Regions from separate parts of the Homo sapiens genome. Here region 1 is linked to region 2. Evidence: chromatin loops called from intact Hi-C (ENCODE). Cell type or tissue: PC-9. All regions are shown on one strand. Links, peaks and the distances in the headings refer to the core of each region. The heading gives the core; the rest is flanking DNA. Region 1 overlaps PICALM (phosphatidylinositol binding clathrin assembly protein). Region 2 overlaps PICALM (phosphatidylinositol binding clathrin assembly protein).

What was found. Hi-C counts contacts between places; a loop is a spot of excess contacts. Peaks named below come from ENCODE experiments on the same cell type or tissue, not always from the same donor. Only the 100,000 strongest peaks of a DNase experiment are listed, where the experiment ranks them.
Region 1: it touches region 2 in a loop (2.6-fold over the local background); 7 of 110 quality-filtered maps call a loop at or near these places.

The regions. Positions count from the first base shown.
Region 1 is chr11:86,013,836-86,029,457 of GRCh38, forward strand. It overlaps PICALM (phosphatidylinositol binding clathrin assembly protein), which reads right to left. Exons shown (of 20, transcript NM_007166.4): 3 at 12,457-12,532; 4 at 8,532-8,634; 5 at 1,035-1,128. Among named protein-coding and RNA genes, the nearest start is that of PICALM, 47 kb to the right of the region's middle. In PC-9, for the core only: no CTCF peak of the experiment used is centred there; no DNase peak of the experiment used is centred there; H3K27ac peaks cover 383 bases.
Region 2 is chr11:85,948,748-85,964,369 of GRCh38, forward strand. It overlaps PICALM (phosphatidylinositol binding clathrin assembly protein), which reads right to left. Exons shown (of 20, transcript NM_007166.4): 20 at 8,428-10,313. The coding sequence ends at 10,299. Among named protein-coding and RNA genes, the nearest start is that of CCDC83, 100 kb to the left of the region's middle. RefSeq lists an enhancer at 5,946-6,446. In PC-9, for the core only: no CTCF peak of the experiment used is centred there; no DNase peak of the experiment used is centred there.

The DNA.
Region 1 (15,622 bases), core at 4,856-12,855, 66 kb after region 2:
CTGTCATAACTTTTGAACTCTGCTGTTGTAACATAAAACAGCCATAGATAATATGTATCAGTGAGCTTGGCTGTGTTCCAATAATACTATTGAGGACACTGAAGTTGGAATTTCATGTAACTTCCACCTGTTACAAAATACCATTTAATTATTTTCAACCACTTAAAAAACATACAAAAACAGGCAGTAAGCTGTAGTTGGATAATCTCTGTTTTAGTCTATGAAATACCTGTAAGATTTATTGAATGTTTACTGAACACTTACTATGTGCCACATTAATAGGCAATGGGGGTACAACAGAGAACAAAAGTGACCTAGTTCCTGCCCTGAAGAAGCTTAAAAACTAGCAATTAAACAATTTAAAGGAAAAATCTATTTCAGCATGAAACTGTCACAGTTCCATTCACTAACTTGCACTCACAATCTCTAAAACAAAATGACAAATAAATAATAAACAAAACATTGTTAAGATAGATGACAAAAAAACAGAACAGAGTTGAAAACGTTAACTTCTAACACATTATAAATGAATGACAAAGCTGGCAGCTTGGTTCAAGTCATGGTCATTAAAACAAAAATTCCAGCGAACACAATGCCCTTGGGCAATAGCTACATAATAAGCTATTATAACTGCTATTTAAACTTCTTCTTCTGAATAATTGCCATGCTTTGAGTCCCATTAAATAGACAAAAGTAAAATATTAAGTTGGCTATTTATTTAAAAAATATCCCTGTACATTTTCAAGATCTAAAAGCCATTATCAAAAGAAAATATATTTTCAGATCAATCCTTTCACCACTTTAGCTTGTATATCTTAAAATTCTAGAGCTAGAGAAGCACTAAAGAAATAAATCCAAAACAGTCATAAAAATCAGAAAGTAATTTGACTTGAGACTATTTTATAAAAAATCCTTAGCCATATAGGATATCAGGATGTGAAAAACTAGAGTCTGTGAAAACTTGAGGTTAAAAATTCTCATGAATTATAATGACCTAATTTTTTAAAATCTTAAATTACAAAAGCATAACTCACATTAAAATCAAGAAGTGCATCCATCTGATTCTGAATAATTGGTACAGTTTTTAGGAGTTTTTCTGTGTTCATTGTTCTCATAACTCCATCAGCCCTGTTATGAAAAAACCAGAGAAATAAACAAATGAATCTGCAATTAAATCTACATTTCAAACTCCCCCCCTGGTTTTCTACTAAAACAGAGAACCAAGTTGCTATGAAATGTCACATATTTTTAAGTCATTATGGAACATGAAAACTGAAGCAGAGATCATACAGAAAAAACAAAAACAGGCAACACAATATGTCAAATATCAAGGTACTCATTTAGAACTAAAAAAGAACATAAAGCATGAGCCATAAAAGCAAAAGTATACATTATACAGCAAGGTCTATAGCTTGTATTTTCACAAGATGAAATGATCTGATCCTCACAATCATTGGTGTGTAAAGAGCAGTTTTACCATTTTTTAAAATTACAAATAAAATAATCATTTGCCTCAAGTCAAAAAACAGTTAAACACTCTGTAGGCCAAGAGTTAACAAAGTCTTAGAGCTCTGTTTTATTTAAAGTATTTTATTCATGACCCAACAGCAATGGCTTTTAATTCAGAAATTATAACTAAAACTACTTTATTACAAAATAAAGAACAATTTTACCAAATCATTCTAATCTGGCTATTACACAAGAGATACTTTCAATGGACAGCCTTTAATAAAATAGTCTGTTAAATATTTCCAAACAGATATTTCTAAAGATAGAGAAATTATTGGCAGCACCAAAACAGATTTAAAAACCAGTACATGAAAGGTACTGGGGCTAACGTACACAACTAATATTAAGAGCTTATTATATATCACACTAAGTATTATTCAGAGATTGCCCTATCATTTTCAAATCCTCATTCTACTGATTTACTGTTTGGTTGAGTAACAAGGCATTTCCAAAAAATATGTCAGGTTCCCCTAATTTACAAATGACCTATACTTATAAATGGCTGTTCTACCCTACGATAAACCATGAACTATGACCTCAGACGCCAAAAAACAATTAAGCTATAAAAAGCAACAACTGTGCTTTGTAGGACACAACAAAGTTTAATAACCAAATACTAGACTGCCTTAAGTAGTCACCTATTGATCAGCTTCGGCCTAATTCTCCCTAATGTGTTAACTTATGGATGCCTGTTTCCGCTCAAGTGCTAAACAGCATTGGCTGGAAGCAGCTGCTGGAGCTTGGGCTGAGGACACCATTCCTTCTTTTGCAACTCTTCTTACTGATGTCATTTTTTTACCTCTGGTTACTTCTCCATCACAGAAGATTTGAACATTGGCTCAGTCTTTCTTGTCATTAGCTTCAACATCTACATGGACAACCAATCCAACACCTTGATGTCAAAATCCCTGATTCTAACCTTACTGCCCCCAGAAACCACATCATCCTAGCCCCACCCCTGAAGAACAACAACAAAAAAAGGTAAAATTCAGACACCTTATTCTGTGACAATTACCTTTTAACCTTTCAGCTGCTTTGGTCACATATCCCTGTGGTAAAAACTATTTGACCTCATCAGAAACTTCAATGTTTCAACTCCACCACTACCCACATTGATCCTTTCTCATTTTTACTTTCTTCATCTAGCTTAGAATTCCACAGATCATTAATATAATCACTCCTTTACAAATACCTTTAACTTTCTTGCACCTCTTTTCTTCCCTGCATTTCAGTCATCTGGCAAATTCACTATCCTGGCTGAGCAAACACCTAACTAATCCATGCCTGTACACACATAGCTGAGTGCTGGTAAAGAAAACAGCACAACTGGGCAAACTGGCAAAACTATAAACTCATGATCATCAACCTCAAATGAATACTCAACATTGCCAGCAATCCTCTTAGCCGTCTCTAATAAAATCCTCTCCTAAGTATCTTCGAATCCTCTTCTCTTTCCTTGTCTCCTTACATGAAACACATAAGCTCTCAGCTCTTAACTCCCAAAATATTTCATTCTGGAACAGAAAATAACAAAAAGCAATTGTCTGGTCTTCTTGCCACCCAAACTATATTTCTATTTAAAAAGTGTTGGCTAAGGCTGGGCGCGTTGGCTCACGCTTGTAATCCCAGCACTTTGGGAGGCTGAGGGGCGAGTGGATCACGAGGTCAGGATTTCGAGACCAGCCTGGCCAATATGGTGAAACCCCATCTCTACTAAAAAATACAAAAAGTAGCCGGGCACAGTGGCATGCGCCTATAGTCCCAGATACTCGGGAGGCTGAGGTGGGAGAATCGCTTGAATCTGGAAGGCGGAGGTTGCAGGGAGCAGAGATCACGCCACTGCACTCCAGCCTGGGTGACAGAGTGAGACTCTGTCTCAAAAAAAAAAAAAAAAGTTAGCTTCTACCTCATGTTTTTCCTACCATGGTAGATTCCAAATGAATCCAAGATTAAAATATAAAACACCTAATCCATAAATATAACTGATGAAAACATAATCATTTTAGCTCACTGAGCTTGCTTGAAAGATAAAAAACATAAAAATGAAGATAATGATTTTGATCACCTAAGATTGTAAAGCTTTTAACAATGTTAAAAAACAAGGAAAAATACTCATAACCTATAACAATTTATTTTCCTAATATACAAAAAGTTCATTTGTTGAGTGTTTGTTATGTGTTAAGCACTACATACAATATCCCATTTAATTCTCACAACAATCCTGACAGGAAAGTACTAATTAACATCGTAATTTTACAGATGAAATAACTCAGAGCTTAAGTAAGGCCTTCCCAGTTTTGCCACAGCATACTAGTATGGTAGAAAGGGTTATAAGTGTGCCAAGATGTTGATCCTTTTTAACCCTTTAGCCTCAAGTAGTCTCTTGTATAAATAGTTAACAGTTTGTGTGCCACCATGTGAAAGAAGTTTAGCAAGCTGATAGATACGTAATAAAATATCCTTGTTTTTAGAAAATATTCACCAAAGTATTAAAAGATATAAACTATAAAAGGCATCAGGTATGTAACCCACTCTCAAATGGTTCAGAAAAAAATGTGTGTGTGCGCCTGTGTGAATATACACAGAAAGAGAAATGCAGATGTGGCAAAATGCTAAAAACTGGTGGTTCTGAGTAAAGTATACAGAAGTTCTCTAATATTCTTGCTACATTTCTGGAAGTGAAATTATTTTAAAGTAATATTATTTTTTAAAAGTCAGTAAACCAGCTAAAGTATCTCACTGAAGTCTCTCATCTAATTGGTGTGAAGCTAGAATTCAAACCTAGATTCATCTGACTAAAAAAGCTTGTGAGTTCTTACCACTATTAAACACAATGGAAAAGAGTGAAAAACCCAATAGAGAAGCTGTCAATGGACATCAAAAGACAATTAATAAAACAAGTATGGCATTCAAAAGGAAGGGGGAGTGTGCTCAATATCACCATTTATTCAATCAACTAATATAAAATGAACACATATGAACGCATTTTTCATGATGATGGAAGAATACAAATAACTATTTAAGCCAATAATTTAGTATAACTTTTATAAAGGATAATTTGGTGTTTTGTATTAAAATGTTAAATGTATATATATCTCAATGACTCATCAATTTTAATAATTTATTCTATAGAAAAACTCAATGCAACCATACATAAAAGGATGGTCAATCCACTGCTTTTATAAGATTAAAAAAAGGGAATAAATCAGATGTACACCTGCAACATAATTCTACAGCCATTCATAAGAATGAGATGGATTGAGGCCAGATGAGGTGGCTCATGCCTGTAATCTCAGCACTTTGGGAGGCCGAGACAGGTAGCTCACTTGAGGTCAGGAGCTCAAGATCAGCCTGGCCAACATGGCAAAACCCCATCTCTACTAAAAATACAAAAATTAGCTGGGCATTGTGGCGGGCACCTGTAGTCCCAACTACTTGGGAGGCTGAGACAGAAGAATCGCTTGAACCCGGGAGGTGGAGGTTGCAGTGAGCCAAGAGCACGCCACTGCACCCCAGCCTGGGTGATAGAGCCAGACTCTGACTTAAAAAAAAAAAAGAAAAAAATGAGATGGATCTATGTGTACAGACATTGAAAATGTCCAAAATACACAGGAGGGGAAGAAAAGCAGCCTTCAAAGAATCTGATCCAATTTTTATGTAATTTTCTATGTGCCTTTATATACATATTTCTATTTACTCGCACAGAAAAGGTTAGACACACTAAAATGTTAACATTTTCTATGAATTAGGATGGTATTTTTCTTAAATTTTATTACTTTTGTAAACATAAAAAAAAATCTTAATAAATCAAACTTTACTACTTACAATGAGAGTCCTCTCCAAAAGGTGTAGCCTACTGAGGTTTTTGCCATGATATAATAATTTCAATTGCTGTCATGTCCTCAATTTATACCTGATATTCTTGATTTTTTTCTTTTGTATTTATACAGTCTGACGTGTATATGTGTGTGTATAATGCCACTTTTGCACTTCTTCTTGGTCCCCACTCAATTATGGCTCCTCCTTGATTCAACTAAGTCAATACTAATTTTATTGTACTTAATCAGGAGCTATTTTCCTCCAATTAAAAAAGACTGCTCTATTAAATAAAAAAATTCACCAACTATTCTCAAGACTGGCCCTTCAAATTAGAACAAAAGTTACCATTTTAAAAATCTATTATTCTGAAATCTGTAAATACACTGAAGATCAACTTCACTGAAGACACTTTACAGTGAAATATTATTGGACAGGATACAGAGGTTAAAAATCAGACTTCTAAAAAAGTTCTCCACCATAATCTTCTACAAAGTGCTTAAATATATGAAACAAAATCTGTAGAATTTACTTTAGGTATATTCCAAAATAATCACCTCCTGATGGATTTGGAATGGCAGCATAGAACATTTAAATTCAGCTTTAAATTTTCTTGCATAACTAAGAGGTTACCTCTATATTTTAATTAAATTTTTCACTTCAGTCCATTAATTTAAAATTTCAATAGAACAATCTAAAGGAACACATCAATTGCTTAGACCTTTGGGATCACTGAGCAGCAGAGTGGCTCAGGAAGGCATTCACCAGACTATTTCTGTACATGCCAGATTCCCTTCAAGACAGGTCTTCATAGCTACAAGGGTCATCGCTGCTGCTAAGAATGTCTTCAGTGGCTTTCTCCTGAGGCCTCATCCTATATCCTAGGAAAAAAATCTGCATATCAGGTGTTATCACTTATAGAAGCACTGACTATATCATTCATGTGACTGGATCATGTACTAAGATGATTGTTATTTAGGGTGCAGCAAAAATTAAATGCATCTTCTGCATTTAAGATTAAAAGAAAGCTTAAATACAAAACAGCACTGAAAGAAATGAAAAAAGATCCAAATAAACAGAAACACATCTCTTGTTCATAGACTAGAAATTTAATCATTAAGAAGGTAATACTCCCCAAACTGATCTATAGATTCAATGCAATCCCCCACAAAATCCCAGCTATCTTTTCTGCAGAAATCAAAAAGCTGATCCTGAAATTCACATGGGAATGCAAGGGGCCCAGAACAGCTAAAACAATCTTGGGAAAAAAAAAAAAAAAAAAAGAATAGAATTGGAAGACTCACACGTTCTAATTTTAAAACACACTGCAAAGCAACAGTAATCAAGACAATGTGGTACTGGCATGAAGATATACATACAGATCAACAGAACAGAACTGCAAGTCCAGAAATAAACCTTTACATTTATGGTCAACTCATCTTCAACAAGGTACTAAGACTATCCAATGGGGAAAGAAGAGTAATTTCACAAAATGTTGCTGGGATAACTCAATATCCACATACAAAAGAATAAATTTGGACTCACCTCTCACACCATATACAAAAGTTAATTCCAAATAGATAAGAACCTAACTATATGGGCAAAAAATACAAGATTCTTAGAATAAAAAGTAGGAGTAAATCTTTGTGACCCTGGATTAAACAATGATTTCTTAGACATGATTACAAAAGTACAAGCAACCAAAGGAAAAAAAAGATACACTTAATTAATTAAAAATGTTTGTTCTTCAAAAAACACCAACAAGAAACTGAAAAGACAAGCCATGGGAGAAAAATATTTGCAAATTATTTATGCGATAAGAAACTGGTGCCCAGAACATATTTTTTAAAATTCTTGCAACTTAACAATAAAAAGGGCAAGTAACCCAATTTAAAAATGAGCAAAAGGCCAGGTCAGTAGCTCAAGCCTATAATCTCAACACTGTGGGAGGCCAAAATGGGAAGACTGCTTGAGCCCAGGAGTTCAAGACCAGCCTTGGCAACATAGTGAGAACTCATTTGTATGAAAATTTTTTTAAAAATTAACTGAGCATAGTGTTGCATGCCTGTGTTCCCAGCTACTCAGCAGGCTGAGGGGGAAAAATTGCTTGAGCACAGGAGGTCGACACTGCAGTGAGCTGGGATGGTGCCACTGTCTCAAAAAGTGAAAATAAAAAATAAAAACAGGGCAAAGGGTTTGAAGAGGCATTTTTTCAAAAGACGATATGCAAATGGTCAACAGCTCAAAAAAAATGCTCAATATCATTAGCCATCAGGGAAATGCAAACTAAAAATCACAAGACACCAGTTCACACCCACTAGGATGGCTACCATTTAAGAAAAAAAAAAAAAGGCAAAAAAAAACCCAGAAAATAACAAGTATGGCAAGAATAGGGAGAAACTGAAAGTGCCATACATTGCTGGTGGGAACGTAAAGTGATTCAACTGCTTTGAAAAATGATTTGGCAGTTCCTCAAAATGACAAACATAAGAGTTACCATATGACACAGCAATTCCACTTCTAGGTATACACCGAAGAGAATTAAAAAGATAATCCACATAAAATCTAATGTTCACAGCACCATTATTCCTAATAGGCAAAAGTAGAAACTATTCAAGTGGCCATCACCTTATGAACAGATAAACAAAATGCAGTATATGTCCATAAAGTAAAATATGATTTGGCTAGAAAAAGGAATAAAATACTGATATATGAAATAACATGGATGCTATAACTTGGACATATCATGCTACACAAAGGTCACATATTGTATAATTTCATTTATATGAAATGTTCAGAATAGACAAGCCCAGAGACACAGAAAGTAGATTCATGGTTGCCAGGATCTAGGGGAAGAGGGAATAGGAAATGAATGCTAATAGGTATAGAGTTTCTTTGTGGAGGTGATAAAAATGTTCTGAAATTAGTGGTGATGTTGGACAACTTTGTAAATACACTAAAAACCAATGAATTACACACTTTAAAATGATAAATTTTGTTATGTGAATGATATCTCAATAAAGGTGCTATAAAAAGAACTTAAAAACAAATCCTACCACAAAAAGTACTTGATATACCTCATCAAAGAAAAATGAGGCTCATCTTTTAAAACTGGCTAAAATTTCATAATTCATAATCTAGTAACTCCTATGTTTTACATTTTTAAAAATTCAAATCAATTAGATGTCAAAAAAAGCTTAACTCACCCTCTCTTCACTTTTGTGAAATCAAATGCAACTTGTCTGTATGAAACTGCTTTCTCATTTAAATATCTACTATACCGCCTAATAAATGTAGACATGTCATATCCTGTAAAAAAACAAAAACAAAAACAAAACAAAGAGAGAGACAAGTTTTTATAAATGACTAAAAATCCCAATATGCCTAGAAAAACAACTCATTGCATCCAATGGCTATAAAATGTCTTGATATCCCAATTCAATTTAGTATGTAAATTAAGTAACTAATTAATAACATTACCATTAAATTCTCTTAAGGCTTCATATTTAAATCAGATAAGTCCTATGTAGTTTTAAAAAAAAAACCTCTTCCCTTAGAACTTCACTATTCTCTCAATATTCCTATTCTTTATTCATCAGGAATTAGAAAAACGTTCTTTTACACAACTTGATAATCTCACAACTCAAATTTAACATCCTATGGAACCACAATCCCATTCCTCAAATCAAGCAACTTTATATAATTTTTATACTCCTAAAATCTTTAGCTGTATTTAGAACCATAACTTGTATGTGCCAACCTTATAAAAAGTATAAAAAATTACTGTGTAATATAAGAAATGGCAACATGCAAGTTCAGGGTGTAACAAAAACAATTATATGAATGTTTTCAATGAAACTTTCTAAATGAATACATAAATCATTCTAAGATTTTGTTTCATCATGACCTTGACTTGAAAACTTTAGCAACATAAAATCTAATCAATATTATTTTCTAAAAACACCAAAAACTTTGTGTTTTAGTTATTACCTGGCTCAAGGAAGTCTATAAATTTTTGCTCCTCATTGAAAAGTGAACCCATTTTATCTCATATTCATCTAACAAATTTAATTACTTGGTCTTTGCTACCTTTAAAAGACAATACCAAAACCAACCAAAATGTAAACTAACTGGATTTCAACATCACCAGTTCATTTATTTAGCAAAATATTTATTGAGTGCCTATTAAGTACCAGTGGAGAAAAATCAGTGAACAAAATAGAAAAAAAAATACTGCTCCCATATGACTTCATACCTACTACTGTACACGTCAGGTGTTACATGCTCACATTCCTCAGCTCTTCGGTTCATATGGTTCTATCTACTATACCCCATCCTAAGACGGTAAACACCTCTCATCCTTCAAGGCTCAACCTCTCGTCTACATAAAAAGAGTGAAATTATTAACACCTTACCACTAGAATTGCTTAATTTCCATCTTAAGAAAATGATAAATCAGTCGCTAATAAGACACAAAAAACCTACTTGGATATATGCATAAACTCTGCCTAGAGCACTGCTCTGCATCTTGTTTTCCATAGACTTTTAAAGTTAAAATGAACTGAATGAGGGAGGAAGTGAAAATTAAAGGATGAGTAGGCAGTTTCTTCCATGCCCCTGAAAATAGAGACACTCCATTTTTATCTATAATATATATCTGGCTTCTGTTTAAGATTTCAAAAAGAGGCCAGGTGTGGTGGCTCATGCCTGTAATCCCAGCACTTTGGGAGGCTTAGGAGGATCGCTTTAGACCAAGAGTTCAAGACCAACCTGGTCAACAGAGCAAGAGCCCATCTCTACAAAATATTTAAGAATAAAAATATTAGCCAGGCGTGGTGGTGCACATCTGTAATCCCAGCTGCTCAGGAGGCTGAAGGGAGGACCGCTTGAGCCAGGAGTTAGAGGCTGCAGTGAGCTACGATCATACCACTGCACCCAGCCTAGGTGACAGAGCAAGCCCCGGTCTCTCTTACTCCAGCCTCAGCAACAGAACCAGATCCTGTCTCAAAGAAAAAAAAAATTTTTTTTTCAAGAGAGGGGGTCTACTGTTTTAATTTTTTTTCCTTAAGTTAGAGCGCCGTAACTCTTGTTAAAATATAATGCATTTTGTAACAATGGGTCCTACATATAGATTACTGGTCTTCTAGAATGTCTGGAAGATAGGGTATTAAATTCTTTTTAAGCAATACCTGCACTTACCAAAGGGAAACAAGTATTGGACTGAACACCTCCAAACTCAAATACAGCCAGTCACATTAAAAAAAAAAAAAAATTCCCCTGATCTTTTTTTTTTTTTACACCTCCAGAAGAACCACAGTTCAGGCCCTGATTAACTCTACACTAGATAACCAGAACAACTGAAACAGTCTCAGCATCTTCAAGATTTGGTTTACTCTGATCTAACTTGACTAAGCTATGATGCTTTCCTGGTAACACATAATTCCCTCTCCCCTCCTCTCTCTACTGCATTATAAAATTCCAACTCTATAAAAAATTTTTGTGCTTGATTTTGGCTCTGAACAGCTTCTTGAGGGCTATCTGCCACTACATGTTCTCAAATACACCATTCATATATATTCTATTCACATTCATTTGCTCTGTAAATCTTAAATACTCATATCCATGTGAATGACTTTCACATCCATATACATCTGTGTATCTGTCCTTACTTTCACATTCATGTATTGTACCTGTGCTTAAGCCAACTCATCTTCTCATCCTTCTCTTGAAGCCCAGCACAAATCTCACCTTCTCTAAAGACATTTCCCTGATTGAGCCTCACTGTTGAATATTCCCAATTCATTTGGCATATCCTTTATGAGGTTCTCCCTAAAGCTAACATTCTATAATGCTAACAGCCTAGTTACAGAACTAAGTAAAACAGATCCCATTAAGACAATGTGCATGGACAGCTATAACCACATTATGTCCATTTCAAGTTACTAAATAAAAAATAGCAGGCCGGGTGTGGTGGCTCACGCCTGTAATCCCAGCACTTTGGGAGGCCGAGGCAAGCAGATCATGAGGTCAAGAGATGCAGACCATCCTGGCCAACATGGTGAAACCCCATCTCTACTAAAGATACACAAAGTAGCTGGGCGTGGTGACATGCGCGGGTAGTCCCAGCTACTCGGGAGGCTGAGGCAGGAGAATCGCTTGAACCCGGGAGGCGGAGGTTGCAGTGAGCCAAGATCATGCCACTGCACTCCAGCCTGGTGACAGAACGAGACTTCGTCTCAAAAAAACATAAATAAGAAAATAGCTACGAATATGAAGGAACAATTCATCTCAACAAATTATATCCACTTTAGCTACTAAAACATGTAATATTTCAACTACATTTCTTGGAATGAAACATAATATAATAACAATGAAAGCAAATATTACATAGCATTTCTTTTTTTGTTTGTTTTTTTGAGACAGAGTCTAGCTTTGTCACCCAGGCTGGAGTGCAGTGGCATGATCTTGGCTCACTGCAACCTTCGCCTCCTGGGTTCAAGCGATTCTCCTGCCTCAGCCTCCTGAGTAGCTGGGATTACAGGTGTGCACCACCAATCCCGGCTAATTTTTGTATTTTTAGTAGAGACGGGGTTTCACCATGTTGGCCAGGCTGGTCTTGAACACTTGACCTCAAGTGACCCACCCGCCTCAGCCTCCCAAAGTGCTGCAATAACAGGCATGAGCCACCGTACCCAGCCTTACATAGCATGTCTTGTGTGCCAGGCACTGTTCTAAGCACTTTGTAGTAATTAACTAGGTTAAGTCTCATGACAATCTTACTGGGTAGGTACTATCACTATTACTCGATTCTACTGATGCAGAGGTGAAGTAACCTGCCCAAGTTCATATAGCTGGTAGGCAGCAAAGATGAGATTCAAACCTAGACAGTCCAGCTCCAGAATTCATGCTCTCAAATAACTACTCTGTACTCCGTCTCAGAGAGCTCTGAGTATCTGGTAGGAAGATTATTATTAATCTTCAAATTAAAAGACAGTTTTTTCTTTCCTACAACCTTCACTAAAATATAAGGTTTAAAGTAGCACATGTTCTAAAAGACAGAGTTCTACTCTGGAGTAATCATCATGTGGGTGTCATTCTTTTGATTTTCTATAATGTAAAAGTTATCTTTACCTTGCAATCCACTTTTATCCAAAAAATTGCTTAAGTTAAACAACGTGTTTCTTGAAGCCAAATACTGAATAAAACGCTGGAAAAAAAAAATTACATCATATTAAGGTACTGCCATCTCACCAACTCTAATTCGAAAATTAGGAGGAAAAGTTATGGTTAACACATTCTATTAAGCTTATCTAGTTTAAATTTCTCATCCTCACTCTTTCCATTAACTAGTTACCAAACCTAAAAACATAATACATATTTTTCACTAGCATGCGAGAATTTATTAAAGCCTAATGCCCACAGATATAGTATTAAGTCAAAACAATAAAAGCAAATAGGCAGTGGAAGCAGTAGTTTTGGTTTTATTACAGCATACTAAAACTATAGCTAATCATTTTTAGGTGGCATCTGTATTTTAAACAGCCGTCTGGTAAACCAAAGTTTTGGCTTTAAAAAAAAAATACTTCTAAACATACAAGAAAGCAATAGAGATCCTCTTACCCACTGTCCAGATTAAACAAATTCACATGTTCACTTCACATCTTATATAGAATCAAAACATTATAGCCTCCATTGAAGAACCACACCTTCAATCTCCCTTCCCTCCCTCTTCAGAGGTGAGTACTTTTCTGAAACAGGTATACGTTACTTTCACACAGGTTTTCACCATTTTACTAGACATACAAGTATCTATAAACTATCCAAGTGTTTTCTATTTGAAATTTACACAAGTATCATAGTGTACTTACTCTTTGCAATGTGTTTTAACTCAACTTTTCCCTAAGAATTGTCCCACTTAACATTTCATCTTAAATGATGTTCTAATATTCTAATGAATACATCATCATAAATCCATTTATTTATTATGGATATACTTTGTAATTTTCGCTATTATTAACAAAGTTGTATTGACATATTTCTTCATGGTCTCCATGCATAAGTATATGAGTATATGAGTTTTTCAGGATATATACCTAGGGATGAATTATTAGGCCAGCACATATGTAAAAGCTCATCTTCTCAATATTGCCAAAATGGTCTCTGAAGTGCTTACCATAGTACATAACCTTAGTCTCCTTCACATACAGCCTCTAAATAGCTAAAGAAATGCCTTTCAACTTCGCTTCTTAGGATTACTTTACTTTCTTCTTCATTTTTTTTTTAATGCATGTAGAGGCTAATAATCAACTAGGATGTACACCATCACCTCTGAAATCAGTATTTTTTTTTTTTTTTGAGACAGGGTCTCGCTCTGTCATCCAGGCTGGAGTACAGTGGTGTGATCACAGCTTTCCACCCTCCTGCTCTCAAGCAATCCTCCCATCTCAGTATGAAGCACCACCCACCATCCACCCCTCACCCTCGCCCCCAAGTAGCTGGGACTACAGGCATGTCCAGCTCACATTTTTAAAAAAATTTTTTGTAGAGACAACGTCTTACTACATTGCCTAGGCTGGTCTGGAACTCTTGGGCTCAAGCAATCCTCCCGCCTTGGCCCCCCAAACTCTCAGGATTATAGGTATGAGAAACTGCGCCCGGCCTCCAAATTAGACTTGTACAACTGAGATCACCCCAAACTAACAAACCAGGATTTTGAAAATCAATGTGTAAACTGAAGACTCATATTTCACAATTATCCTAAAATAGTGTTTCAAAAAGTTATAAAAATATCGTAAGACAATATTAGACTATGATTTTAATAGATTTTGATAAGACTCTTCTTTACCTCTGCATTCTAAATTAATGTAAATAATTTCGTCTACCAGGCCATTTCATTCATGATTTTAGAGATAATAAATCTAAATTTTCCTTTTCATTTTATTAGTCCTTTCTACGTTCATTATATTTAGCTGCAAAGACATATATGGCTTTAATCAAGTTTTGATTTTGTTTTCAACAGCATCCTAATGATATTCAAAATGGTATTAAATTGAGCACCATGCCAACACTCTGGCAAGTAATAAGGCTTCACAGGTTCCCATTTTGGGTCATAAGCGGTAACCTGAAATGGATTATCCTAAACCTTCATTTAAAGAATGGCAATGTGGAAGGTGGGTGATTAGGTACATAAGCATTTGTTATGCCATTCACTCTACTATTGTGTATATTAGAAACTTTTCATAACAAAATATTTAAAGAACATATTTCAGATTATTTTACCCAAAATGGTATTAAATACTTTATAATAAATCCATGCTTGGTACTTCTCTTTTCTAATTTCATCTACAAATTTTTAACTCTACATTTTCATGTATTAATCATCTATAACTTGTCATACTATAGTAAGAGCCTTGGTCAATTCTATTTACCATGAAGGTACTATCATATTATTGAGGAAGCTCCAGAAGTGACTTACCCAAGTCACCCAGTTGGTAAGTGAACAACAGTATAAAAGTACCTACCTGCCTCATGTTAAGGGTCTATAACACAATGCTCACTCAGCCTTACCTTTTGAGATTTTTCTCTGTGGCCAGGTTTCTCAACCTGAGTACTCTGACACTGAATCAGGTAATTCTTTGTTGTTGGAGACTGCTCTGTGCATTACTGTTTTTAATTTTCTTTTTTTTTTTTTTTTGAGATGGAGTCTCTTGCTTTGTTGCCCAGGCTGGCATGCAAAGGTGTCATCTCGCTCACTGCAACCTCCGCTTCCCAGGTTTAAGCGATTCTCCTGCCTCAGCCTCCTGAGTAGCTGGGATTACATATGTGCACCACCACGCTTGGCTAATTTTTGTATTTTTTACTAGAGACGGGGTTTCACCATGTTGGTCACACTGGTCTCGAACTTGCGACCTCAGGTGATCCACCCACCTTGGCCTCCCAAATTGCTGGGATTACAGGTGTGAGCTACCTCACCCAGCCTGTTCTGTGCATTATTGTAAGATGTTTTGAAGCAGCCCTGGCCTTTACCTACTATATACCAGCAGCATCCCCTTCAGTTGTGACAAATGTCCCCTAAGGGAAAAAAAAAATCATCCCCCTTCCCCACTCAGTTTTGAGAATCACCGCTCCATGGTATTCCAATCACCACAGTATAGTGAAATCCTATGTACAGCCTCTAACAAATTAATGGCACCTGCCAATGGGAACATCTGAAGGTTGTACAAACTAGCATAAAAACCTGAAGGTTGTACAAACCAGCATAAAAAATGAACAGAGCATGGAATTTGCTTTAACTGCC
Region 2 (15,622 bases), core at 3,962-11,961:
TAAACTACTCTCCCCCTTCTTCTATAATCATCTATTTAGCTGTTTTAGTTGGTACACGGTCACTCAAATTAAATACATTTTTTTAGTCTTTAGGCTTTTTTTTAAATAGCCATATGACAAAGTTCTGGCCAATGGAATGTGAACAGAAGTGCAAGAAGTGTGCACAATTTCTGGGTCATCTCTTCTCCTGTCCCCACCCACCTGAATCCTGCTGCTTGGAATGTGGTTATGCTGCTTAGCCGTATTGGATTGTGCACCTGAGAGTAATACCTTAAGGACTGTGCGACACCAAGACACCTAGACCTAAAAGTGGACACTTAACAATCTTGTGGGGCAGAGTAGGCACACATACCAAGTCACACTTCCATGTGTGAGGGAAAAGAAACTATCTTGTTTGAATCATTGTTAGTTTAAGTTTACTGTTATACACAACCAAAACCAATCCTCATACAGAGACTGAATATTTCCCTTATGAGAAGTCAATGGTTTCAATAGTAAAATATTGTCTCTGCCAGGTGTGGTGGCTCATGCCTGTAATCCTAGCACTTTGGGAGGCCATGGTGGGAAGATTGCTTGAGCTCAGGAGTTCGAGACCAGCCTGGGCGATATAGTGAGACCTCCCCTCTACAAAAAGTTAAAAAATTAGCTGGGTGTGGTGGCATACACCTGTAGTCCCAGCTACTTGGGGGCTGAGGTGGGAGAATTGCTTCAGCCTAGAAGTTCAAGGCTGCAGTGAGCCATGATCTTGCCACTGCACTCTGGTCTGGGTGACAGAGCCAGACCTTGTCTCAAAAAAAAAAAAAAAAGAAAAAGAAAAAGAAAAGAAAAGTAGTCTCTAGTCTCTAGGACATTAAATAGGGCTGGGTAAGCAATTTATTCTGTTAAATTTTTTTTTTACAAATTGACATTTTGGGCTGGATGATACGAAGAAAAAATGTTTTAAAAAGGGCTCAAAGTACATTAGAAAGTATTCTACTTAGAAAATATCTATGGGCATCTAAACTGTTGCCCTAAGTATACTTATGTGTGGGGTTGGCTGTTTTCAAAAATGTGTTCTGTCACACCAAACTATAATATTACTGAAGTTGCCCCAGGACCAAGAACTCCTGCTTGTCGTGAGGACATGTGGAGTCAGGGGTTCAAAGTTCTGCTTTGAAAACCACTCATGGGATCTCCACAGGCATTGGGCTTTGGTCAGCTATGTAAAAAGGCAGAATTGGCAATGTCAACAATTTAGTAATACAAACAATAGCAAACACTTAAATGTGCTTATTATATGCACTTTACACATACTGATCCTATCTATTATAACCCTATGAGGTAGGGTCTATAATTACACCCATTTTACAGATGAAAAAACAGGCAGAGGGAAATTCAGTAACTTTTTAAAGTTCTCCAGGTAGTAAAGGAGCAGAGCCAGGATTTGAACACAGGTAATTTGGATCCAGAATCTAGGCTCTTGACTACAAGCTGTTCTGCATCCCAGTGAGAATAACAGTAATTACATATCACATCTTTATCATGTTCTGAGTGTATCTTTTAAATTCATTAAATACAAGTCAGGCATGGTGGCACAGGCCTGTAATCCCAGCACTTTGGGAGGTTGAGGTGGGCGGATCACTTGAGGTCAGGAGTTCACGACCAGGCTGGCCAACATGGCGAAACCTCATCTCTACTAAATACAAAAATTAGCCAGATGTGGTGGCTCACACCTGTAATCCCAGCTACTCGGGAGGCTGAGGCACAAGAATCTCTTTAACCTGGGAGGCAGAGGTTGCAGTGAGCGGAGATGGCGCTACTGCACTCCAGCCTGGGCAACAGAGTGAGACCCTGTCTCAAAAAAAATAAATAAAAATTTAAAAAATTCATTATATACAACAGTCTTATGAGGTAGGCACTATTATGATAATTTTACAGATGAAGAAACTGAGACAAAGGGAGAGTATGTAACTTGCTCAAACTGGGGTTTAAACACACAGCATGGCAGAGTTTACACCATTACTGCTATGCTGTACTCTCTCATCAAGCAGTAGTTGCTTCCCTCAGTGATGGTGATACTCTCCAAGGAAGGGATTTCTGCAAATGGTCCTCTGCGTATTTCCATATTCCAGGCTCTTCATCTGCCTTTCTTCCATCTCCTACCCCATAACATTTCCAGTCCTAACCACTCAGCATTTCCCTTTCTCCCGCTGATTTTGCAACCTATCTGATTGTCTCTCACCTAGCTATCTCCTCTAGCTCACTACAGCTTTCAGGGGCTAAGTTTTGCTCATGTTGGAAGACTGTTATAATAGTCTCCCTATAGTTCCTTCATAATACAGCAGCCAGAGCGAGCCTTTTAGCAACAAAAGTTTTTAAAGAATCCTCTGGTCAACATTTTCGGTGGCTTCCCCACTGAGAAAGAAATCCAAGCCTCAGCATGGCCTAGCCTAGGCCCACTGCCACCCCTGACCTCAGCTCCAACCTGCTCGCTTTGTTCAAACCTTGCTGGCGACAGTGCTGTTTCTGACTAGGGAAACAGGGCCTTTGTTCTGCCCTCTGCCCCCATATGTGGGGAGGAGAGCCACTCTCCAAATCTTACCATCCTGCTTCCTTACTTAGTATCTCTGTTCAAAGATGACTTCAAGGTCTTCCTTGACCCTATCCCAAACAGCACCACACTCTGCTCACATCACTCTCTCTACTATTTTTTTCTCACAACACTCATCATCATTTGTCATAAAATATTTGCTAATTGCCTACTCTCACAAGAAAATAAGCTCAATGAAAGAAGAATCTATGTTTTGTTTATTGATTCTTGCACCTAGAACTACTGGCACATTGAAGGCACTCAGTGTATTGAATGGATGAACGAAGAACTCAATCTGCTTTCTAAAAATCTTCCTTGGTCAGTCTTTTGCTTAGTATCTCTTTTAGTTCATAGCTTTTTGATATCTCTGCATTTTCTCAATGCCATGTGATCTGCCTTCTGTCCCTGACAATTCCCAGGTATATCTAGGGGTAAGGTTCAAGTTCCTAATTGCTAGAACCAATGGGCAGGTTTTGGTCTTTATTTTACTTGTGTTGGCCATTCCCTACTTCTTCAGTTATATCCTTGACATAATTATCTTTCCTGGTTCTCCGCCTCCAGCTTTGATTGTTCTTTCCTGGCCTTCACCCCTTAATAAGGGTGTGTTCCCTGGGACTCATCCTTGGCCCTTACTCTGGCACACAGTGGTTCCTTTGGTAATCTCAACCGCTGTCATAGGTACTTTTTTTTTCTTTATTTTATTATTATTATACTTGAAGTTTTAGGGTACATGTGCACAATGTGCAGGTTTGTTACATATGTATACATGTGCCATGTTGGTGTGCTGCACCCATTAACTCGTCATTTAGCATTAGGTAGATCTCCTAATGCTATCCCTCCCCGCTCCCCCCACCTCATGACAGTCCCCAGAGTGTGATGTTCCCCTTCCTGTGTCCATGTGCTCTCATTGTTCAATTCCCACCTATGAGTGAGAACATGTGGTGTTTGTTTTTTTGTCCTTGCGATAGTTTGCTGAGAATGATGGTTTCCAGTTTCATCCACGTCCCTACAAAGGACATGAACTCTTCATTTTTTATGGCTGCATAGTATTCCATGGTGTATTACGTGCCACATTTTCTTAATCCAGTCTATTGTTGTTGGGCATTTGGGTTGGTTCCAAGTCTTTGCTATTGTGAATATTGCCGCAATAAACATACGTGTGCATGTGTCTTTATAGCAGCATGATTTATAATCCTTTGGGTATATACCCAGTAATGGGATGGCTGGGTCAAATGGTATTTCTAGTTCTAGATCCCTGAGGAATCGCCACACTGACTTCCACAATGGTTGAATTAGTTTACGGTCCCACCAACAGTGTAAAAGTGTTCCTATTTCTCCACATCCTCTCCAGCACCTGTTGTTTCCTGACTTTTTAATGATAGCCATTCTAACTGGTGTGAGATGGTATCTCATTGTGGTTTTGATTTGCATTTCTCTGATGGCCAGTGATGATGAGCATTTTTTCATGTGTTTTTTGGCTGCATAAATGTCTTCTTTTGAGAAGTGTCTGTTCATATCCTTCGCCCACTTTTTGATGGGGTTGTTTTTTTCTTGTAAATTTGTTTGAGTTCATTGTAGATTCTGGATATTAGCCCTTTGTCAGATGAGTAGGTTGCGAAAATTTTCTCCCATTTTGTAGGTTGCCTGTTCACTCTCATGGTAATTTCTTTTGCTGTGCAGAAGCTCTTTAGTTTAATTAGATCCCATTTGTCAATTTTGGCTTTTGTTGCCATTTCTTTTGGTGTTTTAGATATGAAGTCCTTGCCCATGCCCATGTCCTGAATGGTATTGCCTAGGTTTTCTTCTAGGGTTTTTATGGTTTTAGGTCTAACATGTAAGTCTTTAATCCATCTTGAATTAATTTTTGTATAAGGTGTAAGGAAGGGATCCAGTTTCAGCTCTTTTAATACTTCTGGACTTCTTTAAATGTCTAGAAGTGGAATTACTGAGCAAAGGAGACAAACATTTTTATGACTTTCTGGAAGGGCTGGCCAATTTACAGTGCTCCTAAAAATGATCAGAGTTGCTCACTTTCCATCCCAATAATTACAGACTTTGAACAGGCAAATAGGTAAAAACAAAGGCACAGAGAATTCCAGAGTTTCAATTAAGAGGCAGGGAAGAGACAGTTAGCCTGAGCAGAAGCTTCAAGAGTGGAGGTATGAGAAAGGCTGCAATGGTTGTAGGCCTTGAATATTTGATAAGCAGTGAGCCACCCAAACACACTGAAGGATTCCAGCTGTTAAAGCACAGGATTCAAGGGAAGGGGCTGGAGCCAACCAGAAACATGAACACCCACCACGTGATGGATCACTCCTGCCCTTCTCAGGAAGCTACATTTGGGCAGAAAATTATCAAGAATGAGAACTTTGTGAATCATGTATGCTAAGTGTTGCAATCAATAAACTGCCTGGTAAATGAAACTAAAAATGCCTGATGGGTCCTGTGGTTTCCCATAACACAAGACAAGAGGCCTGGGAAGTCCTGCTTACTTCCCAAGTTTCCTATAAGACAGTAAAATAAACATTGATGAATGGAAAGCACGCTTCTCTATTGGGTGACTGATAAATATTGTTCTCCTAAGCCCATTGGACCAGTATTCCTCCTGTCTGCACCAAAGACCAGCCTTCCCCCAAAAAGAAAATCCATCTTTTTCCCTTGGGTTGGCCTGAGTATCAGCAGAGCCAGCTATCAGGTAGTGTAGACTGGGCTCTAACCTGGGATGATAGCAATAAAAATCTGCACTGAATGTCTATTTGTGACCTGTGAGACCAAGGCTCTTTTGTGCTGCAGGTTTGGTCTCAAGGGGTGATACATCCCATTAATCTGACCTCTTATTCTTAAGTATGAATTCCTGTTTGTAAACAGGCCTGCTCTCTACTTTGTCTTTGGCTATGAGTAAAAGCTTCCTGAAGCCTCACCAGAAGCCAGTGCCATGCAGCCTGCCATGAGCCAATTAAACCTCTTTTCTTTGTAAATTACCTAACCTCAGGTATTTATAGCAACCCCAAGAACAGACTAACACTACTACCCTTCTTAGGACAAAAATGATCAGAGATGCAGATTTAATATTTTGTGCCTTACACAGGCACTAAGCTAGCTGGCAGTGCCAGTGTGGTGTGCTTAATGCTTCCATGTAGTGTTCTTAAAAGTTTAAAGAAATCTGACTTCCTAGATAGCCTAAGTGGTGGGCAGTGGGGGGCTACTTGATATTTCCTTCCCTAGGGTCCCAGTCAGAGGCACGGTAACTCAATACTTGTTTATCCAGAGGACAGGACAGCTGCCAAGGGACCAAGGCTCAAGGAAGACAGACAGGGTACCTAATTGGGGAAGGCTCCGACAGAGCAAGGTTTAGCTCACAAGGTCAATCACACACAATTTTTATTTCAAAACCAACTTTAGGCTGGGTGTGGTGGCTCACGCCTGTAATCTCAGCACTTTGGGAGATGGAGGCGGGATCACTCAAGGTCAGGAGTTTGAGCCAGCCTGGCCAACATAGTGAAATCCCATCTCTATTAAAATACAAAAATTAGCCAGGCATGGTGGCAGGCACATGAGGCAGGAGAATCGCTTGAACCTGGGAGGTGGAGGTTGCAGTGAGCCAAAATCACGCCACTGCACTACAGCCTGAGCAACAGAGTGAGACTCCACCTCAAAACAAAAACAAAACAAAACTTTAATTTTTTTTTTTTTTGAAGCAGGGTCTCACCTCACTCTGTTGCCCAGGCTGGAGTGCAATGGTGTGACCTCGGCTCACAGCAGCCTCAACCATACCGGGTTCAAGTGATCCTCCCATCTCAGCCTTTGGAGTGGCTGGGACTTAATTTTTTTTTTTTTTTTCACTGTTGTAGAGACGGGGTTTCACCATGTTGGCCAGGCTGGTCTCAAGCTCCTGGGCTCAAGTGATCCGCCCACTTTGTCCTCCCAAAGTGTTGGGATTACAGACATGAGCCACTGCACTGGCCTAAAATTAGCTTTTTTATTAGATAAAAAGCTATTTTGAACCAGGGCTTATCAGAAAACAAAACTTTTTCTAACCTCACCTTTCTCTCCTAGTTGTCTGCCTAAAATCAGTTTAATATTCGCTTCAAGTTACATCTGCCCCAGAACAAATACCATAGAAGGAACTTTCATTAACAGTGTTGTCAGTTTCATACAGCTTTCATGCAACTACGTCTGCATACTACATCAACAACAAATGGGACACAATGAGTGCTTATGCTAACATTAGGAATACTAGCTAGAAACACAGAAAACCTTTTGGATTGGTGATACTTCAAATAGGACATTACTTCTTAGTAACAGCAAGAAATCAGCTTAATGTTTTCAGCAAGAGACAGCATGGATGATAATGCAGCCTTTCTTTTCCGAAACTTCAGACAGCAGAATTCCAGAAGGGCTAGTCACACCCATGGAAGGCAGCAAGTGTGGCAGAACAAAGATCTAAGCTGACTGCAGAGGCCACTGATGAAAGCTGTGAAATATCTTTCCTGGAAGGCAAGAATAAATTCATCTGGCTTACTACTGTGGTGTCTCCATACATTGTGACCTAGTCACTGCTAGCACACAGGAGCCACACTCACTCTTAAGAGAGATTTTTTTTCTCTGTGGAATTTTGTAGAATAAGCAAACAGAGTTTGGAAGCGTGTTTGTGAGTTACGATAAATGAGAAGAACCTTGAAATTATTTTTAGTTCAAGAAAAACATCCCATTAAGGCCTATTTCTCATAAGTCACATTTTGTTGGCTTCTGGAAAAGCAGAAGATTCCTAGGCTAACATAAGGAAGTCCTCTTCCTAAATATGTATTCTCATAGTCACTTGTTAAGAAAGGGATACCTTTTAAAAAATGCTGAATGCTGATAGATGTTAAATCAAAGGCAAATAATTTTGAAAACGATTTGGGACAGGTACAGTTGTCCTCTGCTTACAATCTTCTCTCTTATCTCAGCCAATAGCTACTTGCTAACTGGATAGTAAAATGACATGAGCATGTATGAGTTTACAGCCTGATGTAATTATGTAATCAATAGCTGATTTACTTCACTCATTATATTTTGGTTAAAGTTGCTCTTGTCGCATGTTTGCATTCTTCCTTGTCAACGATGTCTGGGCATCAGAGGAGGAGGCAGGAAATGTACTTCACTAAAGACCACTGGGAATAAAGAGTGGCCATCAGTCTAGATTGCAGAGGGAAACAATCTCCATGTCAGTATATATATATGAATTACGTGACAGCAGGTCACAGAGAGAACAATGGACCATGAAAGCAAAGATTTGATTTCCATCTGTTAACTTACTCATCTGGGCAAGTTCCTTTTTTTTTTAAACAGGGTCTCACTCTGTCACCCAGGGTGGAGTATGCAGTGGCATGATCCCAGCTCACTGCAGCCTCAACATCCTGGACTCGGGTGATCCTACCACTTCAGTCTCCCAAGTAGCTGGGACTATAGGCATATACCTGGCTAATTTTTGTATTTTTGGTACAGATAGCGTTTCACCATGTTGCCCAGGCTGGTCTTGAACTCCTGGGCTCAAGTGATCATGTACCTCAGCCTCCCAAATTACTGGAATAACAGGTGTGAGCCACTGCACCCAGCTCCTTTTCTGATTTCTGATTCCTACATATAAAATGGGTAAAATATGGATAACACTTATCAAACATAGCCCAAAAGTTGTTTAAACAATGAAATAAAAATGGCTATGAAGCACGTCACATACTGAAACATACTTAAAAAAAAAAAGGCAATATGAAAGAAAACAAGCCACAGACCTTAAATATAAACACCTCCTCAAACACCACAAGAGACAAAAATTTGTAAAGTTAAGGAGGGTAACTTATAAAAGTACAACTTCCCAGTTTATATGAAAATGGTTTAATAATACTGAAACTTAAAAGCTGATAAAATTTATTGGCTACGACTACATTTTTTCTCCAATCACAGCAAATATTATGAGACACTTATCAATGCAAAGCTTTTGATCCTTTATCATGTACTCTGAACCCTATGCACTACTAAATAGGCAATATGATACAATCAAAGGTTTCTTTGGCAGACATAATTATATGTACCAAAACATTAAACTGCGTATTTTCCCTTAAACTTACCTGACTAAAGGCATCTGATCAAAAGACAAAAAGTGAACAATTTTAATAAGTAGTTGCATTTATCAATAAGAGTCTACAAGGTAACAAAAAGTGTAAAGAGACATCTTTTTGAAAATTCATATAAAACAAACCTTCCATGTTATTAGATCAACAAATATAATCACCTGGGTATATTTTATTAGGGAAAAATGACAATATTGATAATAAAAAGAGAAAGGAAAAATGAAAATGCATCTCAGACCAGAATACCATAACAAAACTTTTGTGGAAGCTGCATTTTATTTGAAAATCCACCCATTTTGCTAACATACATTTTAATATTGTAAACAAAAATAGAATCTGCAGAGACAATGCAACAAGAATGCTTAAACTCATGTACAGAATTGCTTTCCTACAATGAACTGTCCTTCTTAAGGCCCCTCTCCACCCAAATGTTAAAGATGTATTTACACAAAGCACCGATCAACAGTGCAGTTTAATTCTTCGTTTACTAAACTCTTGGCTAGACATTAACTTTAAAGATACTATTTCCCCTTATTTAAAAGGTATATGATCATAACATGGCACGAGCCAAAGAAAATGTTCAAGGACTTTGCCCCCCTTCCCTCCCCCTTGTAACACCTTCTAGAGTTTTAGTGAAAAGAAGGAAAGTCTTGAAGTGAAAGCAATTCCTCACATTCATTTTGGAAAGGCCCTAATGTCAAATGGAAAATAATGACATGCCAAGCACAAAGCAGTAAAGATCCTTCCCAATGCACTAATGCTGAATTTAAAATGTAGTGCTTTTCCTAGTCAGTGAACTGTTCCCTGGCAAAATCCTAGGCACAGAATTGACTATAAGGATTAATGCATTTATAATGCTTCCCTAAATCCCACAGAGGCCGAGAATTCTTAAGAGATTCAGACCTATGGACTTGCCTTAAAATATTTAGTGCTCTGTATGTCAGCTGAGAAAAGCATTCTGAATCAGATTCATTCTTGTGGATAAAAATCAAACATACTGTGCACATCCATACTCATTTTCATAAGGAGGTCTGATACAATATTAATGTTATGTAAAATTGATAATCATAAATAAATACAAATACTTAAGGAATGTCTACTGCAAACTGAATATAATTTTTTTTAAAAAAAGAAAAGTTAATTTCAGTTATTGTTTCTGTATTTGTGAGGACTGGAGAAAAGAAAGATAATGCATAATTAGGAATTTTAATTTTGATCCCCCAAAAGAGTCCTGTTGAAATACAGTAAAGGACACAGTTCTTCTCTCCAGGCAGCTTTTCCAAATACAAATTTCACACTTTCCAAATAAGGGCTTTTCTTGATAGGTTACTGATTATGGGTATTAACAGGAGTTGAAAGAATTGAAGGGTTAGTCACCAAAAAGACAGATCTTAGTCTTAAATCATAGCAATTCTTGGCTTTATAAACTGTATTGATACGTTCTCCTATAAACTAGTCCCAATTTCCTTCATGGGCCTTCACTGAGTTACTTGTAGCATTCTAATGGAAGAAGAGAGTTTAAGAGATTTAAGAGACAGCAGTTTGGATTTTGCTGGAAGTAAGGATTTTGCTGCTTGAGCACTTGTCTTTTTGGAGTAATTCCATTTTCTTCCATCAAGTTACATAAACTGTATCTGGAAAAAAAAAGTGGGTATGTTAATTCATTGTATTGTAGGATGTCTTCTCATAAATAAAAATGCTTTGTGGTCTTTACCATTTAACTGGCCCAGAAGTGTTCACAACATGCTTATCACAAACCCTGTTTATAAAACAAAGTCAGTATTATCAACTTATGTGCCAGAAAGCTCAATATTTGACACATATAGGGACTTCCAAATAATGTTTTTTGTTGTTGTTTTTGAGACAGAGTCTTGCTCTGCTGTCTAGGCTGGATTGCAGTGGCATGATCAAAGCTCAATGGCTGGGCACCATAGCTCACACCTGTAATCCCAGCACTCTGGGAGGCTGAGGTGGGCAGATCACCTGAGGTGAGTTCGAGAGTTCGAGACTGGCCTGGCCAATATGGTGAAACCCCGTCTCTACTAAAAATACAAAAATTAGCCAGGCGTGGTGGCGGGCGCCTGTAATCCTAGCTACTCGGGAGGCTGAGGCAGGAGAATGGCTTGAACCCAGGAGGTGGAGGTTGCAGTGAGCTGAGATCGTGCCACTGCACTCCAGCCTGGGAGACAAGAGCGAAACTCCATCTCAAAAAAAAAAAAAAAAAAAAAAAGCTCATTGGAACTCCTGGGCTCAAGCAACCCTCCTGCCTCAGCCTCCTGAATAGCTAGGACTGCAGACAGTCGCCACCACACCTGGGTAATTTTTGGGTGGGGGTAGAGACTAGGGTCTCACCGTATTGCCCAGGCTGATCTTGAACTACTAGCCCCAAGTGATCCTCCCGCATCAGCCTCCCAGGGTGCTGGGATTACAGGCATAAGCAACCACATCCAGGCCAAATACTTAACTGCTAAAAATAGAGGAATAGCATGTGGAGGAGGAAAAGAAAGAAGATCAATGACCTATTTTTTCATGACAAGTTCAGAAAAATCTCTCCATAAGCACAAATACCACAAGCAAAATCTCATTTGGGAAGCAAAATTTGAAATATTATTTCCAAATGATATACAATTAGAGACAATAAAGGGAACAGTAATATTATACTAAGTCTTTTTATTAACATAAATAAGAACCTGAAAGAGCCATAAAAATATTTTTCAATAGGGTACTACTGTTCATTCAAAGATATTTCACTCACAATTTCCCTTAAACTGCCCATCCAAAGATTACTGAAGTAGATGTGCTAATAAACTTGCCAAATCAGAAGACTATAAACTCCCAAAGATCTAGAAGGTATATCTAAACTGGGGGCTAGAGCATCAAGAAGAACAAATTACACTGTCTTCCAGCAAACAGAGGCAGTGTGGATCATATGCAGAATCCTTCTAATCGAAAGGGCTTAAGTATTCACTTGCCCTTAATTAAAAAGCAAACTTTATCCGATCTCATCCATTTACTGTGAGCAGTGGATGAGATTACTTTAAATAATTATGTTACAGATATTTTCCAAAAGTTGTTTTTCCTTATGTCCTATCTTTTCATTCTGCACCTAAAGAATAGAGGAAGAGGAGGAGGAGGAGAGGGAGCCTAGAGTCCTTTAAAGAAATGAAAGAGAAGCGTGAATTGTGTTTAATGTTTGGTAATTGTTTTTAAGTATTTAAGTCCCCATCTCCCAAAACAAGTAGCAATACCTAAAGTGATTTATAAGAAATCCTCCAAAGAGAGCTCTGCAAAGGGGTCCTTTCCTGAAGCTCTGTGAGGACTGTGACTGGAGGGGCTGGATGCTGCCGACAGCTGGGGGAAAAGAAGACAGAGAGAGGGAAAGAAAAAAAGATCTCAGAATGACAGAACATGAAAGCAGAAAATGTATGAAAGAAGAAGTGGTTTTGGTTTTGTCATCTTTAATAAATATAAGGGCAGTCTTTGTAGAAAATGGATTGTTAAGACAAAAGTTTCAGTCATATGTCAAGTTAAAAGGTATGCAATGGCATGTGTTTTTCAGAAAACAAACTCGTGCTTCTGAAGTTTCAAAGGAATAATGTCTTTTACCCAAAAGGTCGATATAAGCTGACCCATGGTTAAGAATTTTAATGTGTGTATGGGGGGTGGTGGGGGGATAGGGGAGGGAATACATAATTGCATTTTTGTTTAAAATTGAGAGAACATGGTTTCCTGTGTCCAGGCTATCTGTCCAAAGCTGTGCAACTCTGACCTCAGTCCGGACCCAACACATCTAGCTGCAATATTCTTTCCTTTCTTTCTTCATAAGGGTCGAAAAGTCCTGTCCTAGGTTCACACACTTTTTACACGAAGTTGTCTCCTGCTCATTTATCTTGACGAACTGCAGCTGACACACGTACTGTGGGAGGTGAAAGGGACCTTAGAGGTCACCTACTGTAACTGTCCACATACTGCCCTGAATATGGGGAATACTTAAGATCTTTGATTCTGCTTCCTGTTTGGACAAATTTACTTGATTCTTAGAATCTGTCCTATTGTTTAATTCGAATATACTGTAAGGCAAGTAAACAACTGAATTCAGTATGTATCTTTATTCTCCCAAACACAGACTATTCCTGAAGAACCAAGATATTAATTTTCATACATGTATCCTTCATTAAGCTGACATGAGCGTTTCAAACCCGACATGAACCTTTTTACTTTGGAACAAGCTTTTAATTCTTTTTCTCCCTCTGTATAAGATTGCAAAGCATATAAGCACAGGACTATTACAAAATGAGCTTTTCTTTTAGGGATGTCCTAGTGAGTAATAAAAGTTGACTAACTGGAAATAGTTTCAATTCATACTTCAACATTCAAATCCTATAGAGGATTTCTTTGCTGGTGCCAAGTGATTTCATTTCTTTCTACCTATTTATTTATTTATTTATTTATTTATTTATTTTCGGAAAAGCACTACAGAGAATGAACAGCCAATGAGCTTCGGCAAATATTACATCACTAGTATATGCAACTTGTTCTGGATGCCAAGATCAATTTATAGGCATCAGTTATACTCATGGTTGAGTAATTTCCTAATGCATATCTTGTTCCCAAAAACAAATGTTCAAAGACAATGGGAAGAGACAAATGGAACAATGATGGAATCACGCAGGCAGCTACAGATGGGAGGACAGAGCAGCATGCCTGGGCTTGAGGTTTCAAATATCATCCATGCAGAGACAAATTAAGGTATAACTACTGGAAAGACTCCCCCTCCTCCCTCTTCAGCGCAACCACGGACGGCCAATCAAAAGCACAACGATTTCAAGTAAAGTGATCCTCAGTTACTGAGCTGGAGGGAGTCCAACATCCACACTTATCTCCAAGATGAACTTGGTTTCTCTCTGAAGCAGATTTTCTTTTTCACCTACAGTTAAAACAACAGCAACAACAAATCCTACTTATTGCAGATAGACTGCATCTAAAATCAGAAGTTTCCTATGATAGCCCCACACCGAAATACCTTCTTAAATCACGTTTTCACCAGGGTAGCAGTCTGAAGACCTGACAGACCCACAGTAAAATGCCCCTGAAGAATACGGAAGAGACAAATCTATTTTCAATATGTGAGCATACTGCTAGACAAGTCCTAGAGGCTTATAAACAATGTTGAAAAGGATTACTTTTCCTTGAGAAAAAGAGCTGGTTTTTTATTAGAACTCCTAGTAGTCTCTTAAATTGGTAAAACACATACACGTCTCATATCTATAAAAATGTAGCCAAACTAAAACATGACAGAGACCACCAATAAGAAAACAAGACAACATCCCTGGAATAAGTTTCTTATCATCAATATCTGTATCAAGCGGATGAAACCATAGCCAGGGCTAGCTAGGCTGACTGCACAGCTCCAAGGAGTGGGACATACAGCAGCCCCTGACCATCCTACCCCTTCCTGGCATCTATTCCAAAGCACAGACACACCATGCACTGGTGAGAAAGTAGTCACCCCAGAGAGTAAATAAGAGAAGGAAAGGAAATGTGCTTCAGTAGCCCAATTACTGCTCAGGAAAATCAAGAACAAAATAGCATGAAGAGGCAATGGGTTCTTGGTAGGTGAGAAGTAGGAGAATTTTAAAACTATAAGAGCTGACTTGACTCTACTTATTTCTGTGAGTAAATTAAAGAACATGATGTAGGGTTGCTAAAGAACATAAAAAGGCAAGGTTAAAGTACTAGAGGATAAAAAATTAAAAACACAAACCAGCAACCAAAAGCTGTTGCTTTCACATAAAGCTATTCACATAAAGCACAAAATCATCAAATTTTACAAGAGAGCATATGTAATTTGTTGTTCTGGACACCAAGACAAATCATAATTGATCTTTCCAGTCAAGCCCTACTATTACATCACCAGGTATCTATCACAAATAAAATTAAAACAAAACAAAAACAAAAAGAGCCTTTACCTATTTACTTCAAATAACATTCTCTATCCCAAAATTCCCACAGAGCCAAAAAAAATTGGTATAGCTATCAGTTCGTTCAAATCAAAATGACCTATGTCACAACTGAAGATGTCTTCAACAAAGTGGTCAATTGTAATGGTCCAATACAGACATAGTCTTTTCTCATGTATAGAAAAATGAAATACTGAGAAGAGCAGCGTATAAATATACTAAAATCTGCAAGTGGTTGATGATAGTATCTCTTAAATTCCTTCTCCCCTCCTCCACTACTCTAATCAATCAATAAGAAAAAATACGGTAAAATGTTACCAAAATCTTTGCATTATATCCAGAGCAATGATTTTTTTGGTTATAGAGCGTGTTTCATATAGTCTATCTATCAACAGTGTCTTGTTCTGTCACCCAGGCTGTAGTGTAGTGGCGCAGTCACGGGTCACTGCAGCCTCAATCTCCTGGGCTCAAGTGATCCTCCCATCTCAGCCTCCCAAGTAGCTGGGATTACAGGCATGCACCACCACACCTGGCTTTTTTTTTTTTTTTTTTTTTTTATTAAAGTTAAGGTCTTGCAATGTTGTACAGGCTGGGTCAAACTGACTTTAATAAAGGACAAACACACCTAGCTTAAAGAAGGTTAAAAAAAGTCTATTGATAGACTATCATAAAATAAAAATGGTTACTCCTTCATTATACTCCTGTTAACATCAAACAAAGAAAATTTCAGGTTAGAACAAGAAAACATCAACAATCTCAGAAAGTGAGGCTAGTGGAATTAAAAGCTTATGAAAGACTAAATGGTTGGATATTTAGGAAAAAACTTGTGACATATCATTTGGCTGTACTTAAAATCCTTAGAGAACCAATTTTGCCACATCTTTACATTTGAATTTTTCAGTCACCCAAAAGACTGGGTAGAAACTTAACAATGCTGTAGAGATTCATTCTGTCTCATTGGCAAAATCAACCTCTTAAGAGAA